2 separate regions of the Homo sapiens genome follow, and region 1 is linked to region 2. Evidence: read pairs that join two places in POLR2A ChIA-PET (ENCODE). Cell type or tissue: Panc1. All regions are shown on one strand.

Evidence for each region. Peaks named below come from ENCODE experiments on the same cell type or tissue, not always from the same donor. Only the 100,000 strongest peaks of a DNase experiment are listed, where the experiment ranks them.
Region 1: POLR2A ChIA-PET joins it to region 2 with 7 read pairs; 2 of 35 experiments call an interaction of 5 or more read pairs at or near these places.

The regions. Positions count from the first base shown.
Region 1 is chr7:75,584,020-75,586,519 of GRCh38, reverse strand. All of the region lies in intron 5 of HIP1 (huntingtin interacting protein 1), which reads left to right. Among named protein-coding and RNA genes, the nearest start is that of SPDYE5, 93 kb to the right of the region's middle. In Panc1, no CTCF peak of the experiment used is centred here; no DNase peak of the experiment used is centred here.
Region 2 is chr7:75,985,604-75,988,103 of GRCh38, reverse strand. It overlaps POR (cytochrome p450 oxidoreductase), which reads right to left. Exons shown (of 16, transcript NM_001395413.1): 13 at 2,255-2,500; 14 at 2,036-2,181; 15 at 1,863-1,945; 16 at 1,249-1,767. The coding sequence ends at 1,623. TMEM120A (transmembrane protein 120A) reads left to right here. Exons shown (of 12, transcript NM_031925.3): 7 at 1-21; 8 at 120-181; 9 at 294-386; 10 at 502-566; 11 at 676-744; 12 at 819-1,273. The coding sequence ends at 932. Among named protein-coding and RNA genes, the nearest start is that of TMEM120A, 7.7 kb to the left of the region's middle. In Panc1, no CTCF peak of the experiment used is centred here; no DNase peak of the experiment used is centred here; H3K27ac peaks cover 141 bases.

The sequences.
Region 1 (2,500 bases), 400 kb after region 2:
GCAGCTAGAAAGAAACCTGGCCAGGCACGGTGGCTCACACCTATAATCCTAGCTCTTTCGGAGGCCCAGGCGGATGGATCACCCGAGGTCAGGGGTTCAAGACTGGCCTGGACAACATGGCAAAACCCCGTCTCTACTAAAATTACAAAAATTACCCATGGTGGTGATGCATGCCTGTAGTCCCAGCTACTCGGGAGGCTGAGGCAGGAGAATCGCTTGAACCTGAGACCAGGAGGCAGAGGTTGCAGTGAGCCAAAACCATGCCACTGCACTCCAGCCTGGGAGACAAAATGAGACTCTGTCTCAAAAAAAAAAACAAAAAAAAGAAAGAGTAACCCTAGGCACTATATTGCCTTATGAAAATGTTACAGAAGCATTGATTTTACTGTTAATAAAAACAATTCCTGGCTGGGCACAGTGGCTCATGCCTGTAATCTGAGCATTATGGGAGGTCGAGGCTGGAGGATCGCTTAAGACCAGGAGTTTGAGACCAGCCTGGGCCATAGCAAGATCCTGTCTCTACAAAAAAATTTAAAAATTAGCCGGGCGTGGTAGTGTGCAACTGTAGTCCCAGCTACTCGGGAGGCTGAGGTGGGAGGATACCTTGAGCCTGGGAAGTCAAGGATGCAGTGAGCTATGATCGCATCACTGCCCTCCCGCCTGGGCAACAGAGTGAGGCCCTGTTTCACAGAAAAAAGAGAGAAGAAGGTGACACAATGGATAGTGTGAGGTGGGGGAGGCGAGCAGCTGCGGGGTGTACAGGGGTCTGGCAACTGTGGGAGACAACGGGGATCAGGCAGAGGGGTGGGCACATAGGAGGCAACGTAAACCAGAACTGAGGCTGGGCCAGGCCAGGGTGTCAGAGGCTGAGGCGGGGAGTCGGGCTGCCCTTGGGCTGGATTGCAAGGCGAAGAAGCAGGAGGGAGAGGCTGAGAGTGTGGAGGGGAGGGGGCTTGTAGCGTGTGATTGGAGGGAGGACCGGGCTCTGGTAAAGGTGTCATGAGGAGGCGGGGAAAGGTGAGAACTGGATTTAAGATGTTTTGGGGTTGGGCGCAGTGGCTCACGCCTGTCATCCCAGCATTTCAGGAGGCCAAGGCGGGCGGATCGTCTGAGGTCTGGAGTTCAAGACCAGCCTGGCCAACATGGCAAAACTCCGTCTCTACTAAAAATACAAAAAGAAATTAGCTCACGTCTGTAGTCCCAGCTACTCGGGAGGCTGAGGCAGGAGAATCGCTTGAACCTGGGAGGCGGAGGTTGCAGCGAGCCGAGATGCTGCCTCTGCACTCCAGACTGGGCGACAGAGCAAGACTCAATCTCAAAAAAAAAAAAAAAAAGACGTTTTGGGAGTAGAGATTGAAAGTGTTAAATTGAGCTGGATGTGGTGGCTCACACCTCTAATCTCCACACAATGGAAGGCCAAGGCAGGAGGATCACTTGAGGCCAGGAGTTGGAGACCAGCCTGACCAACATAGTGAAACCCCCATCTCTACTAAAAACACAAAAATTAGCTGGGCGTGGTGACACGCACCTGTAATCCCAGCTACTCAGGAGGCTGAGGCTTGAGAATGGCTTGAACCCAGGAGGCGGAGGTTGCAGTGAGCCGAGATGGCGCCACTGCACTCCAGCCTGGGTGACAGAGCAAGACTCTGTCTCAAAAAAAAAAAAAAAAGTGTTAAATGGAAAGTGGGAGGAGGAAGGGCCTAGGGTAGGATTTTAGGTGGAAAAGGAAAGAAAGGAGGGTGTAGAGAAAGCAAGACTGGGAAGAAGGTTAAGGAGGAAGAGGACTGGGATGGGAGCTGGGGCAGTGGGGCTGCGGGGCTGATAGAGGCCAAAGGGGTCCCTTTGCCTTGTATATAGGAAGACAGCAGAGTTCAGTGGCATCAGAAGCAGCTGGTGCCAATAGCCAGTCCCCTAGCTTTTAATAGCATGGAAGGGCAGAAGGGAATGGTCACGTGGGCTTGGAGAACTGGGGTCGAAGAGGATGCAGCTGGCTTTGCTTCCAGAGGCTCTCGAGCTCACTGCTGTCTTGTTTTTCCTGGTTTTAGAAAGCAGAGAAAAAGGGGAAGCTGGTATTGTCCAAGTGTGGAGGAGCAAAGGACTTTTCCAGTTTTTAGCAATTAGCGATACAAGAGTGGGGAAGGAGGCTGGGCAGAGTGGCTCACACCTGCAATCCCAGCATTTGGGGAGGCCAAGGCTTGAGGTGAGACCAGCCTGGGCAACACAGTGAGACCCTGTCTCTTAAAAAAAATTTTTTTTGGCCAGGCGCGGTGGCTCACGCTTGTAATCCCAGCACTCTGGGAGGCCGAGGCGGGTGGATCACCTGAGGTCAGGAGTTCAAGACCAGCCTGGGCAACATGGTGAAACCCCATCTCCACTAAAAATACAAAAAAATTAGCCGGGCATGGTGGTGCGTGCCTGTTAATCCCAGCTACTCAGGAGGCTGAGGCAGGAGAATCGCTTGAACCCAAGGGGCTGAGGTTGCAGTGAGCTGAGATCATGC
Region 2 (2,500 bases):
GTCGGGAGTCATGCTGACGTGGTGAGTGGCTGGGCCCCGGCAGGGGCAGGAGCTGGGACAAGGAGGGGATACACGGCATCCCCAAGGGTCCCCACACTGCCCTCCACTTTTTACCTTAGGCCCGACGGTCTCATGTACCAGAAATTCCGGAACCAATTCCTCTCCTTTTCCATGTACCAGAGTGAGTGTCCCAGATGTCTGTGCTGAGCCCTGGAGGCACCCGTGGTGGGGGGCAGGGGCAGGGAACCCCTCCCGGGGCTCAGCCCTGCTCCTCTGTCCTCCGCCCGGCCCAGGCTTCGTGCAGTTTCTCCAGTACTACTACCAGAGCGGCTGCCTCTACCGCCTGCGGGCGCTGGGCGAGCGGCACACCATGGACCTCACTGTGGGTGAGTCGGGAGTGGCCCTGGCATCTGGACATTCCCCTTTCCTCCCATCCCGGGTCTGAGTGGTAGCGTCCCCTCTGTCCCTGGCCGTCCTGTGCCCTGACCTTCCTCCCCGCAGAGGGCTTCCAGTCCTGGATGTGGCGGGGCCTCACCTTCCTGCTGCCTTTTCTTTTCTTTGGACACGTAAGTCGTGCCTCTGTGTCCCTGCCTGTCTGTCTGTCCGTCCTCTGCGCCGGTTTCGGGCTCCAGCAGGGACTGGGTCTTCTGAGTAAAATGCCTCCTCCCTGCTTAGTTCTGGCAGCTTTTTAACGCGCTGACGTTGTTCAACCTGGCCCAGGACCCTCAGTGCAAGGAGTGGCAGGTGAGCCGGGGTCCCTGGACAGGATGGATGGGGGGCCAGGCCCATGTCCAGCCCTCACCCTATTCCTCCGGCAGGTGCTTATGTGCGGCTTTCCCTTCCTCCTCCTTTTCCTCGGCAATTTCTTCACCACCCTGAGGGTTGTGCACCACAAGTTTCACAGTCAGCGGCACGGGAGCAAGAAGGATTGAGGCTGGGCCTTCCCCTGCCGGCCCAGAGGGGCTTCTGTCCTGTGTGTTGTGGGAGGGGATGGGAGGCGCCCCTCGAGTGTGCGTGTATCAGGGGGTCTCTTCTATTCTCCCTTGGGTTTTATGGGCGCTGTGGGCCCTGAAGGAAGACCTGGGCCCAGTGCCCTCAATAAAGAGAGGCCCAGAGGTGGCCTGAGCGTGTGTGTTCTCCTGGGGGAGGGGAGGGCTGGGTGGCCCCACCACATGGGTTCCTGGGGTCTGAGTTAGTTAAGTTGATGCAGGTGGAGGTCCCAGATCTACTCACACAATACCAGGCAAATACAGAAAACAGAACTTTATTCCAAGGGCCAGAGGTTATTTAAAATTATTTACACTCACTGGAAATCACGTGGAGGGGCTGGGCCCAGCTCAGCAGAGAGAAAGAGCCCTTCTGTGCAGCCACCGAGGGCCAGAGGCCTCCAGAGGCATGGAGCCCGGTGCCCCCATGCAGGCCCTGGGCTGTGCTGCCAGGGGCCGGTGGACCTCACCTGGCCTGGGGGCTGAGGAGGATGCACCCCAGGCCCAGAGGAGTCTTTGTCACTGGGCCTGCGCCCATGCCAAGGCCAAGCCAAACACACCCAGGAGACTACGGGAGGGAGCCAGGAGAGCTGATTACAGGCCGGAGTCTGTGGGGTGGGTGGGGCAGGCAGGCCCCTAGCTCCACACGTCCAGGGAGTAGCGGCCCTTGGTCATCAGTTTCTTGATGTAGTCCACCGCCTGCGCGTGCTCCATGGCCCCGAGCTCAGCCACGATGTCGTAGAAGGTGTTCTGCACATCCCTGGCCATGTTCCGTGCATCCCTGGGCAGGAAGAGGGGGTGCTGGGGGCTGGGCCAACTGTGGCAGGCAGGGCCTTGTCCTCCCTGCCCCCTATTCCAGTGACCCCACTCACTCACCCACAGACGTAGATGTGGGCACCGCCTTCGATCAACTTCCACAGGTGCTCTCGGTCTTGCTTTAGCAGGTGCTGGACGTAGACCTGGGGCCAAGGGTGGTGCTGTGAGGGGGGCACTGTGGCTGTGGCCCTGCCAGCCTCATGCCCACCTTCGTGGGTGCCCGCCCGTCTCACCTTGTGGGACTGCTCCCGGGAGAAGGCCACGTTGAGCTGGGTGAGCGCACCGTCCCTGTGGAACTGCGCCAGCTCCTCCCGGTACAGGTAGTCCTCATCCGAGCGGCGGCAGCCGTAGTACAGCAGCGTCTCCCCCACCTCCTTGCCTGCGTGGCAGGGGCCGGGGTGAGCGCGGGGCTCCCAGTCGTCACCCCCTCTCCCCCATGGGACCCCACTCACCCTGCTGTCGCAGCCAGGCCCGCTCCTGGATGAAGCCTATGAAGGGTGCCACCCCGGTGCCGGGGCCCACCATGATGACAGGCGTGGTGGCCTTGAAGGGCAGGCGGAACTGGGACTTGCGCACGAACATGGGCACCAGCGCACGGCCGCCGTTCTCCCCGGCAGGCTCCTTGGCCCGCAGCCAGTTGGTGGCCACGCCCTTGTTGATGCGGCCAGCCTTGGTCTCGTACTCCACAACCACCGCAC